3 separate regions of the Homo sapiens genome follow, and all the other regions are linked to region 1. A link is an interaction called in ENCODE POLR2A ChIA-PET data of the cell type or tissue named here. Cell type or tissue: MCF 10A. All regions are shown on one strand. Region 1 holds the start of H2AX (H2A.X variant histone). Region 2 overlaps CBL (Cbl proto-oncogene). Region 3 has its middle 5.6 kb from the start of HYOU1-AS1.

Region 1 (4,000 bases):
GACCATGCTACTATTCTTCATGCCCCAGGTGTTCAACTTCCTCTACTCACTGCCTCAGCTCCTGCATATCATCCCCTGCCCTCGCCACCGCATACCCAGGTAGCCGCTTTTTGGCTTGAAATGGACATCATAGCCTTTTCACTTGGGATATCTAATGCCAGCCTATACATTTGCTGTGCAAAGGGAGTGGGCCCAAAGAAGGGCTATTTCCATGTGAGTAGCCCTTTATAACTTACAAAGCACATTTATTTGCATAATCTGCTACAGTGGTTCTGATAACAGTAAGCAGCAGAGCCAGAAATAGATCTCAGGTTGACTCCACATTCAATGCTCTTCCTATTAGCCACAGGGAGGAGGGTTCAAATAGTGGCCCAGTCACATGAAGCTATCTTCCCCCCGCAGACTCAATATCAAGACAGGCAAACTGGAGATGAGCTATTCCAAGTTCAAGACCAAGAGCCTCTCTTTCTTGGGCACCTTTATTTTAAAGGTAACAGGGTAACAAGGAGGTAAGGCCCTAGGCTGCCATCCTGACCTTGAGGAATGGGGAACCTAGTCCTACATCAGATCCAAGGGGAACTTGAAAGCATTAAATAGATCCACATTCCTAAAGCATAGGTATTAGCTGAGGTTCTCTTCACCTCTGGTCCCTCCAGGTGGCAGAGAGCCTCCAGCTGGTGACAGTACACCAGAGTGAGACTGAAGATGGTGAATTCACTGAATGTAACAACATGACCCTCATCAACTTGCTACTTAAAGTCCTTGGGCCCATACATGAGAGAAACCTCACATTGCTCCTGCTGCTGCTGCAGGTGAGGATGGGAATCGAGTTTATACCTCCGTGTCTCCCTTTCTGCGTGATTCTTACTCCAGTCCATTTCTCCTTGCAGATCCTGGGCAGTGCCATCACCTTCTCCATTCGATATCAGCTCGTTCGACTCTTCTATGATGTCTGAGTCCCTTGATCATTGTCCTTTACCTCACAGTCTCTAGGATTCCTGACTCAGGCTGACCTCTCTCTCTGGTCCCAGACTGCCTCCTTGCCCAGGCCTCTCTCACTCTTCATACTCCTCCAGATTTTGTTCTCAGCATTTTCCTTTCTCTGTGATCATTGGCATCCTGGGCGTTTCTTGCCCTCTGCTGACTACTGATTGGATTTTACCTATGGCTTTCTGCAACTTGCTACTCTCTCCCTCTCCATCCCATCTTTGCAGCCTCATAGGGTGGGATACAGCAGCTTTTTTTGCAGTTATCCACACTCACATTTCAGAGTCCTGACTCTCAAGGAACCACTGGTTTTTGGGATAGAACTTGGGCCAGGGCTAGGAACACAGGCTCCACGGTGACATGTCATTTGATTGTAAATTAAGTGTTCTGATTAGTAAGAACTAAGCAGGGGGCCACATGCTCTCAATGGAGACAATAAAGTGTTGTCTTTTTCTTATTGTTTATGTAGGTATATTTCCTATATGGGCATTTTTGGGTAGATTGGGAGGGGTGGTGGGGGTACTTCCTCCAACAGGATGCCTATCTCTCTGCCCCATCAGACCCCGTCTAACAAGAAGTGAACAGAACTGAGACCAAACAGAACATATTGAATAAATATTTAAATCCTGATACTAGAGGTGGCATGGAGGGCCACAAAATTGAAGTTATCCTGTTTCCTGGCATGGGAACAAACTTTCAAAGAGTCACCGGGTGCAGTGGCTCATGCCTGTAATCCCAGCACTTTAGGAGGCTGAGGCAGGAGGATTGCCTGAGCCCAGGAATTCAAGACAGCCTGGGCAACAAAACGAGACTCCGTCTCTACAAAAATAAAATAATTAGCCAAGTGTGGTGGAGCACTTGTAGTACCAGCTACGAGGGAGGTTTAGCAGGGAGGATTCCTTGAACCCAGGAGTTCGAGGCTGCAGTGAGCTGAGATCACACTACTGCACTCCAGCCTGGGTGACAGAGCCAGTGACACCCGGTCTATTAAAAAAAGAAAGAAAGAAAAAAAAGAAAACTTTTAAGGGGTCTAATTTCTTCACTTTTCCATTCTCCCTTTGTCAGGTAGGAGAAGGGAGTAGGGAGTGACTGGACCTGGAAAGGAGGGCTGCAGTAGCTATAATATTGACCCCTTTCCTTTAAAAATCCTACGCCGGCACAGATTTCCCAGACGCTCTCTAGGTGGCCTCAGACTCCACCCCTTTGGTCTTCCGCTTCTGGTTTCCGATTGTAGTGTTTAAATCTCGCGCGCTTTACAAGGATTGGCTACATCAGCGGATAGTTGGCAGTCTGCGTGCTACCCCTCCTCCTCGCCTTTTCTCCCCGGGCAAAAGGTTTTCAAATTCGACCAATCAGCGGGCGCGCTCCCTCAGCCGAGCCGCGACACCCAAGGGTTAACCGCAACCAACCGGAGGCGGGTATTGGAGAAAAGAGCCAATCAGGAGGGCGCAGAGGTGTGTCCTGGGGGCTTATAAAGGCGGCCTCGCGGCGCGCGCGCGACAGCAGTTACACTGCGGCGGGCGTCTGTTCTAGTGTTTGAGCCGTCGTGCTTCACCGGTCTACCTCGCTAGCATGTCGGGCCGCGGCAAGACTGGCGGCAAGGCCCGCGCCAAGGCCAAGTCGCGCTCGTCGCGCGCCGGCCTCCAGTTCCCAGTGGGCCGTGTACACCGGCTGCTGCGGAAGGGCCACTACGCCGAGCGCGTTGGCGCCGGCGCGCCAGTGTACCTGGCGGCAGTGCTGGAGTACCTCACCGCTGAGATCCTGGAGCTGGCGGGCAATGCGGCCCGCGACAACAAGAAGACGCGAATCATCCCCCGCCACCTGCAGCTGGCCATCCGCAACGACGAGGAGCTCAACAAGCTGCTGGGCGGCGTGACGATCGCCCAGGGAGGCGTCCTGCCCAACATCCAGGCCGTGCTGCTGCCCAAGAAGACCAGCGCCACCGTGGGGCCGAAGGCGCCCTCGGGCGGCAAGAAGGCCACCCAGGCCTCCCAGGAGTACTAAGAGGGCCCGCGCCGCGGCCGGCCGCCAGGCCTCCCCATGCCACCACAAAGGCCCTTTTAAGGGCCACCACCGCCCTCATGGAAAGAGCTGAGCCGCTTCAGACTGCGGGGCAAGCGGGCCGCGGCTCCCTTCCCCTCCCCTCCCCTCGCCCGCCTTCGCCGCCCGGCCTCGAGTCCCCGCCCGCCCCCGCTCCCGTCCCGCACCGCCTGCCGCGTCGGCCTCGGGCCCTGCCCTGTCCGCCGTCCGCCCTCCGGTAGGGTTCGGGCCTTCCGGATGCGGCTTGGGCGCTCTTCGGGGACCTCCGTGGCGCGGAAGACCCGAGCCTGCCGGGGGGAGGCCGGCGGCGCCGCACCTGCCCGCCTCGGCGTTCGTGACTCAGCCGCCCCATCCCGAGTCGCTAAGGGGCTGCGGGGAGGCCGCAGCACCTTCTGGAAGACTTGGCCTTCCGCTCTGACGCAGGGCCGAGGTGGGCAGTCCAGGCCGAGAGGCCGGCGGCCCTGAAGGTGAGTGAGGCCCTCGGCAGCTGCAGCCGGGGTGTCTGGTACCCCCCCGGCGTGGTGCTTAGCCCAGGACTTTCAGACGCGGCCGCTGGCCGGGAGGCTTTGGTGGGAGAGACGCGATCGCCGATTTCGGTCTGGCGCCCCTTCTGCGGCCGGGACCCAGGCCTTTCACATCAGCTCTCCCTCCATCTTCATTCATAGGTCTGCGCTGGGGCCGGGACGAAGCACTTGGTAACAGGCACATCTTCCTCCCGAGTGACTGCCTCCTAGGAGGACATTTAGGGGAGGGCAGAGGCCTGCAGTTTGGCTTCACGGCTGGCTATGTGGACAGCAAGAGTCGTTTTCGCGGAAGCCGACTGGCAGCCAGGCCTGTCGGGCCCCCCGACGCCGCCCCATTTCCCTTCCAGCAAACTCAACTCGGCAATCCAAGCACCTAGATACCAGCACAAGTCGGTTAATCCCTGTCTGGACTGAGCCTCCGTTGGCTTCTGAACTGGAATTCTGCAGCT
Region 2 (4,000 bases), 130 kb before region 1:
TATGTCTTCTAAGTTTTCTTGCTATTAGCAGTATATTTGGTTCAAAACAACCTAAGCTAACATTAATGGAAGCATAAGCCTGACATTCTCGTTTTTATTTCACATTTAAAAATACCTATTTTCAGGCCGGGCGCGGTGGCTCACGCTTGTAATCCCAGCACTTTGGGAGGCTGAGGCGGGCGGATCACGAGGTCAGGAGATCCAGACCACGGTGAAACCCCGTCTCTACTAAAAATACTAAAAATTAGCCGGGCGTGGTGGCGGGCGCCTGTAGTCCCAGCTACTCGGAGAGGCTGAGGCAGGAGAATGGTGTGAACCCAGGAGGCGGAGCTTGCAGTGAGCCGAGATCGCGCCACTGCACTCCAGCCTGGGTGACAGAGCAAGACTCCGTCTCAAAAAAAAAAACAAAAAACAAAAACCTATTTTCTTGTGTCACCGAAAGCTCATTATAAACTTTTTTGAGATATTTAAATAATTCTAGTCTATGGATAGACAATAACATATCTTAACCATCTCCCCCCAACTTTAACATTTCTTTTGTTTTCAAGTCTTTACTACTGCAACATCACAGTGATGAACGTGCTTGGATATTTCATTCTTCTATACATCAGATTATTTCCTTAGGATAAATTCCTGTTTAATGACTAATGATCAAGAATTCTTCAAAAATTAGCCGGACATGGTGGCACATGCCTGTAATTCCAGCTACTCGGGAGGCTGAGGCAGGAGAATCACTTGAACCCAGGAGGTGGAAGTTGCAGTGAGCCAAGACCATGCCACTGCCCTCCAGCCTGGGCCACAGCAAGATTCTGGTCTCAAGAAAAAAAAAAAACAAAACACAACTCTTCAAATGATAATATGAAAATTGTAAAACTAAATACATCATTCTCAATACAACATTTCTTGAACTCTTGTTTTCTTAAGTTTTTGTTTTTTGTTGTTGTTGTTGTTGTTTTTGAGAAAAAGACTCCCTCTGTCTCTCAGGCTGGAGCTCAATCATAGCTCACCACAACCTCGAACTCCTGGATTCAAGCAACCCTCCTGCCTAAACTGCCTGAATAGCCGGGATTAAAGGCTCATGCCACCACATCCAGCTAGCCCCATATATAAGCCTAGCAAACAAAGACAAGCTGAATCAACAAAAACATTTGGTTCATGAATATTTTCACAGCATTTTAGAAAGCTCTTCATTCTTATCAAGTGTTCAAGTCAAAAGGGAAGAACATGGCCAGGGAAAAAAGACTCCACCTCGGAAGATAACTATATTCTAAGTACAACAGAGTTAATAACTCATATTAATAAAACAAATACAGACAGTTCCCAGTTTACAAGTGCTACATTCCAAAAGTAAGTCAGGTATTTATAAACAGACTACATTTCACAACAAAAATATTAAAATTGTAGTTTCCTATGTTAGTCTGTGGAAGGAAGTGGGGAAGACCGACACTGTAACTAGAGATTAAGATCTAGCAAAAACTGAAAACTAAACATGCTTTATATTAAGAAAGATCCAGAAGAGAAAAGGAGATAAGTGACAACTGGCCAACATGGTGAAACCCTGTCTCTACTAAAAAATACAAAAAAAATTAGCCAGGCATGGTGGCAGGCACCTGTAATCCCGGCTACTTGGGAGGCTGAGGCAGGAGAATCACTTGAACCCGGGAAGCAAAGTTTGCAGTGAGCCAAGACCACGCCACTGCACTCCAGCCTGGGGGACAAGAGCGAAACCACGTCTCCAAAAAAAAAAAAGAGAGAGAGAGAGAGAAGGAATTAGCTAGGAGTGGTGGTGGTGTGGGTGTAAGTCTCAGCTACTCCAGAGGTTGAAGCAGAAGGATTGCTTGAGTGAGTCCAAGAGTCTGAGGCTGCAGTGTACTATGATCATGCCTGTGAACAGCCACTGCACTCCAGCCTGGGCCACATGGCAAGACCTTGTCCCTATTTCCTTTTTTTTTTTTTTGAGATGGAGTTTTGCTCTTGTCGCTCAGGCTGGAGTGCAATGGTGCGATCTCAGCTCACTGCAACCTCCGCTTCCCAGGTTCAAGTGATTCTTCTGGCTCAGCCTCCCAAGTAGCTGGGATTACTGGCATGCGCCACCATGCCCGGCTAATTTTTGTATTTTTAGTAGAGACAGGGTTTCACCATGTTGGCCAGGCTGGTCTCAAACTCCTGAACTCTGGTGATCCGCCCACCTCGACCTCCCAAAATGCTTTGTGTCTATTTCTAAAAAATTAAAATTCAGCCTGGACAACATTGCAAAACCCCATCTCTACAAAAACATATAAAAAAACATTAAGTAGACATGGTGGTGGGCACCTGTGGTCCCAGTCACTCAGGAGGCTGAGGTGGGAGGGCCGCTTGAGGCGGAGGTTGCAGTCAGCCAAGATCACACCACCATATTCTAGCCTGGGCAACGGAATGAGACTCTATCTCAAAAAAAAGAGAATACATTAAAATACATATATTTTAAAAGAAGAGGACGCCTCCTAGAATAGGAAAAAAAAAAAAGAGTGAGCATAGGTTCAGACAGAGACCAATTTGTACATATGGAGGCTGTAAGTTAAAGGTTGTACCAGTTTTTATTTTTCTCAACATATTCATTCAACAAATATGTGTCAGGCACAGGGACACAGAAGTAAAAAGACAAGGTATCTGAATGTGAGAGGAATCAAGCAATAAAACAATAAAAATGAATTCAACAAGAAAATTATAAGGTTTGCGGGGCGCGGTGGCTCACGCCTGTAATCCCAGCACTTTGGGAGGCCAAGGCAGGTGGATCACCTGAGGTCAGGAGTTCGACACCAGCCTGACCAACATGGAGAAATCCTGTCTGGAATAAAAATACAAAATTAGCCAGGCGTGGTGGCCCATGCCTGTAATCCCAGCTACTTGGGAGGCTGAGGCAGGAGAATTGCTTGAACCCGGGAGGCAGAGGTTGCGTTGAGCCAAGATCGCACCATTGCACTCCAGCCTGGGCAACAAGAGCAAAACTCCGTCATAAAAAAAAAAAAAAGAAAATTATAAGGTTCACTATAGAATTAAAATAGGCTAATATGATAAGAAAGTGCTGGGTGACTAGTAGATAAGGCTTTTCTGATGCGACATTGAGGCTAAGAGTTGAAATTAGAGAAAAAAGCCAGCTACAGCAGAAGAGTAGCCCAAAAAGAGCGAACAACTACAGATGTTCCTCAATTTACAATGGAGTTACATTCCAATAAACCTATCCTAAGTTGAAGGTATCATAAGTCAATAGTATATTTAATATACTTAGCCTACCAAACATCATAGCTTAGCTAGCCTACCTTAAACATGTTCATAACACAGTAGCCTAGAGTTGGGCAAAATCATCTTAACACAAAGCCTACTACTTTATTATAAAGTGCTGAATAACTGATGTAATTTATTGAATACTGTACTAAAAGTGAAAACAGAATGGCAGAATGGTTATATGGATATTCAAAGCGCAGTTTCCACTGAATAGCTATCACTTTTGCACCATCATAAAGTCGAAAAATCCCAAATCAAACCACCGTACCATCAAACCATTGTACTTCAATGGTCTTAAAGTGGTAAGTGGTTGAGATTTGTTTGAAGAATAGAAAGGTCAGTGAGATTAAAGCATAGTGAACAAGGTGGAGAAGGTAATGAGAGAGATTTGTGGAACAGGTAAGGAAGTCACCAAAGAGACATTATGCTAAAGCCTAAGCTATAAGTTTTTAAGTTTTCAATTAAATTTTTAAAGGACTAAATAACATTTTAGTACTTTGACCAGATTGAATCAAATAGCCATATCAAAATGTCTTGCTTCAGGCGGGGCGTGGTGGCTCATGCCTGTAATCCCAGCACTTTGGGAGGCTGAGGTAGGCAGATCACTTGAGGTCAGGAGTTCAAGACCAGCCTGGCCAACATGGTGAAATTCCGTCTCTATGAAAAATGCGAAAATCAGCCAGGCATGGTGGCACACACCTGGAGTCCCAGCTACTCAGGAGGCTGAGGCAAGAGA
Region 3 (4,000 bases), 57 kb after region 1:
GCCTGGCCAACATGGCAAAACCCCATTTCTACTAAAAATACAAAAAATAGCTGGGCGTAGTGGGGCTGGGCGCAGTGGCTCATGCCTGAAATCCTAGCACTTTGGGAGGCCGAGGCAGGCAGATCACCAGGTCAGGAGATCGAGACCATCCTGTCTAACACGGTGAAACCCCATCTCTACTAAAAATACAAAAAAATTAGCCGGGCATGGTGGCAGGTGCCTGTAGTCCCAGCTACTTGGGAAGGTGAGGCAGGAGAATGGCATGAACTCGGGAGGCGGAGCTTGCAGCAAGCGGAGATCACTCACTGCACTCCAGCCTGGGTGACAGAGCAAGACTCCATCTCAAAAAAAAAAAAAAAATCCTCCTGCCTGTGCCTCCCAGTGTTGGGATTACAAGCATGAGCCATCCTGTTCAGCCAGGGGCTAATTTTGAAACAAGCCAGGAATAAAGACCCAGCTACCTGTGGGGAAAAGAAAGAGAGATCAGATTGGTAATGTGTCTGTATAGAAAGTAGACATAAGAGACTCCATTTTAATCTGTAACCCCACCCCCAACCCTGTGCTCCCTGAGACATGTGCTGTGTCAACTCAGGGTTAAATGGATTAAGGGCTGTGCAAGATGTGCTTTGCTAAACAAATGCTTGAAGGAATCTCAAGTACCCAGGGACACAAAACACTGCGGAAGGCCGCAGGGACCCCTGCCTAGGAAAGCCAGGTACTGTCCAAGGTTTCTCCCCATGTGATAGCCTGAGATATGGCCTCGTGGGAAGGGAAAGACCTGACCGTCCCCCAGCCCGACACCCGTAAAGGGTCTGTGCTGAGGAGGATTAGTAAAAGAGGAAGGAACGCCTCGTTGCAGTTGAGACAAGAGGAAGGCATCTGTCTCCTGCTCGTCCCTGGGCAATGGAATGTCTCGATGTAAAACCCGATTGTATATTCCATCTACTGAGATAGGGGGAAACTGCCTTAGGGCTGCAGGTGGGACATGCGGGCAGCAATACTGCTCTGTAAGGCATTGAGATGTTTATGTGTATACATATCTAAAGCACAGCACTTAATTCTTTACCTTGTTTATGATGCAGAGAACTTTGTTCACGTGTTTACCTGCTGACCTTCTCTCCACTATTATCTTATGATCCTGCCACATCCCCCTCTCCGAGAAACACCCAATAATGATCAATAAATACTAAGGGAACTCAGAGGCCGGCGGGATCCTCCATATGCTGAGCGCCGGTCCCCTGGTCCCCCGATTTCTTTCTCTGTACTTTGTCTGTGTCTCTTTCTTTTCCAAGTCTCTCGTTCCACCTAACAAGGAACACCCACAGGTGTGGAGGAGCAACCCACCCCTTCAGCTACCGAATCCTCCTGTTTAGGGGGAGTCACGACCAATTAATCCAAAACCACCAGGTAGAAGTCAAGATGATGCCAACTGGGCTTCCAGACAAGAAATTACTCAAGAGAGCTATCGGAACAAGACACATAGATACCCTCCTGTACCACTCCCATATGTTTCCCATGCCAAGTTTTTCTTATGAAATCTCTTCACTGAGCCCAAAAAGCTGGAACAGTCTTTTAAAGGCATGAGTCTGGCCATATCTCAACTGTTAGCATTTGATTAATAAAACTGCTCTCTGTAGGCCGGGGGCAGTGGTTCACATCTGTAATCCCAGCACTTTCGGAGGCCAAAGTGGGTGGATCACTTGAGGCCAGGAGTTTGAGACCAGCCTGGCCAACATGGCAAAACTCTGTCTCTACTAAAAATACACAAATTGGCTGGGCGCAGTAGCTCACACCTGTAATCCCAACACTTTGGGAGGCCGAGGCGGGCGGATTACCTGAGGTCAGGAGTTCAAGACCAGTCTGGCCAATATGGTGAAACCCCATCTCTACTAAAAATACAAAAATTAGCCGGGTGTGGTGGCACACGCCTGTAATCCCAGCTACATGGGAGGCTGAGGCAAGAGAATCACTTGAACCCAGGAGGAGGAGGTTGCAGTGAGCCAAGATCTCGCCACTGCACTCCAGCCTGGCAACAGAGCCAGACTCTGTCTCAAAATAAATAAATAAATAAATAAATAAATAAATAAATAAATAAATGAAAAGAAAAAAGAAAAAAAAAGAAAACTAGTGTTGATGAGGCTGTAGAGGAATTAAAACTCTCACATGGCTGGGCGTGGTTGCTCACGCCTGTAATCCCAGCACTATGGGAGGCTGAGGCGAGAGGATTACTTGAGCCCAAGAGCTCGAGACCAGTCTGGGCAACAATAGTGAGACCCCCATCTCTACAAAAAATAAAAATAAAAAATTAGCCAAGCATGGCAGCTGGGATTATTCTGGTGGTTACTCTTTAATGATTAAGACCTATTCTTATGTTTATTTTTCTGTCAATTCCTTAAGCTTTCAAAATTTATATTATCCCCCTTTACCAAGTAAATTCCTCAGTGTTAATTTATCAAGTTACCTCTCCCATGTTGATACCATCTCTAATTTTCTTTTTTTTTTTTTTTTGAGACGGAGTTTCGCTCTTGTTGCCCAGGCTGGAGTGCAATGGTGTGATCTTGGCTCACCGCAACCTCCGCCTCCCAGGTTCAAGCAATTCTCCTACCTCAGCCTCCCGAGTAGCTGGGATTACAGGCATGCACCAGCATACCTGGCTAATTTTGTATTTTTAGTAGAGACGGGGTTTCACTGTGTTAGCCAGGATGGTCTCGATCTCCTGACCTCGTGATCCACCCACTTCGGCCTTCCAAAGTGCTAGGATTACAGGCGTGAGCCTCCGCGCCCGGCCTAATTTTCTTTCTTTTCTTTTTTTTTTTTTTTGAGACGGAGTCTCACTCTGTCGTCCAGGCTTTAGTGCAGTGGCGCGATCTTGGCTCACTGCAAGCTCCGCCTCCCAGGTTCATGCCATTCTTCTGCCTCAGCCTCCCGAGTAGCTGGGATTACAGGTGCCTGCCACCAAGCCCGGCTAATTTTTTTTTTTTTGTATTTTTAGTAGAGACGGGGTTTCACCGTGTTAGCCAGGATGTTCTCGATCTCCTGACCTCGTGATCCACCTGCCTCAGCCTCCCAAAGTGCTGGGATTACAGGCGTGAGCCACCACGCCTAGCAGTTTTATTTTCTTAAATGACATTTTCTTTTTTCTTTTCTTTCTTTTTTTTTTTTTTTTGAGATGAAGTCTCGCTCTTGTCCCCCAGGCTGGAGTGCAATGCTGCGATCTCGGCTTACTGCAACCTCCGCCTCCCAGGTCCAAGCGATTCTCCTGCCTCAGCCCCCAAGTAGCTGGGATTACAGGCACCTGCCACCACACTCGGCTAATTTTTGTATTTTTAGTAGAAATGAGGTTTCACCGTGTTGGCTGGGCTGATCTCAAACTCCTGACGTCAGGTGATCTGCCTGCCTTGGCCTCCCAAAGTGCTGGGATTACAGGCGTGAGCCACTACGCCCAGCCTCTTTATTTATTTATTTATTTTTTTGAGACGGAGTCTCTCTCTGTCGCCCAGGCTGGAGTGCAGTGGTGCAATCTCAGCTCACTGCAACTTCCACCTCCTGAGTTTGAGTGATTCCCCTGCCTCAGCCTCCTAAGTAGCTAGGACTACAGGCATGTGCCATCACGCTCAACTAATTTTTGTAATTTTAGTAGAGACAGAGTTTCACCATGTTGGTCAGGCTGGTCTTGAACTCCTGACCTCAGGTGATCTGCCCTCCTCAGCCTCCCAAAGTGCTGGAATTACAGGCGTGAACCACTGTGCCAGGTCTTAAATGGCATTTTTAAATCTATCTGGGATTTATTTTGTGTGGAGTGTGCAATAGAGATCTAAGTTGATTTTTTCTAAATACCTAGAACAATTTATTCATTTATCTATTTATTATTTATTTATTTTGAGGCAGGGTCTCACTCTGTCACCCAGGAGGGAGTGCAGTGGCGTGATCACAGCTCATTGCAGCCTCAACCTTTTCGGCTCAAGCAATTCTCCTGCCTTGGCCTTCCAAAGTGTTTCAA

Evidence for each region. Peaks named below come from ENCODE experiments on the same cell type or tissue, not always from the same donor. Only the 100,000 strongest peaks of a DNase experiment are listed, where the experiment ranks them.
Region 2: POLR2A ChIA-PET joins it to region 1 with 6 read pairs; 8 of 35 experiments call an interaction of 5 or more read pairs at or near these places.
Region 3: POLR2A ChIA-PET joins it to region 1 with 6 read pairs; 22 of 35 experiments call an interaction of 5 or more read pairs at or near these places.

Annotation. Positions count from the first base shown.
Region 1 is chr11:119,093,954-119,097,953 of GRCh38, reverse strand. H2AX (H2A.X variant histone) reads left to right here and starts at 2,489. Exons shown (of 1, transcript NM_002105.3): 1 at 2,489-4,000. The coding sequence starts at 2,560. The coding sequence ends at 2,991. It overlaps DPAGT1 (dolichyl-phosphate N-acetylglucosaminephosphotransferase 1), which reads left to right. Exons shown (of 9, transcript NM_001382.4): 6 at 1-99; 7 at 403-490; 8 at 657-812; 9 at 891-1,444. The coding sequence ends at 956. RefSeq lists enhancers at 1,306-1,867, 1,893-2,002, 1,868-2,431, 2,553-2,982, 2,432-2,995 and 2 more and silencers at 2,303-2,402, 3,103-3,242, 3,253-3,382. In MCF 10A, CTCF peaks have their summits at 2,749 and 2,957 (motif pointing left); DNase peaks (open chromatin) are centred at 2,263 and 2,903.
Region 2 is chr11:119,226,564-119,230,563 of GRCh38, reverse strand. All of the region lies in intron 1 of CBL (Cbl proto-oncogene), which reads right to left. Among named protein-coding and RNA genes, the nearest start is that of CBL, 22 kb to the right of the region's middle. In MCF 10A, no CTCF peak of the experiment used is centred here; no DNase peak of the experiment used is centred here.
Region 3 is chr11:119,036,623-119,040,622 of GRCh38, reverse strand. No RefSeq gene overlaps it. Among named protein-coding and RNA genes, the nearest start is that of HYOU1-AS1, 5.6 kb to the left of the region's middle. In MCF 10A, no CTCF peak of the experiment used is centred here; no DNase peak of the experiment used is centred here.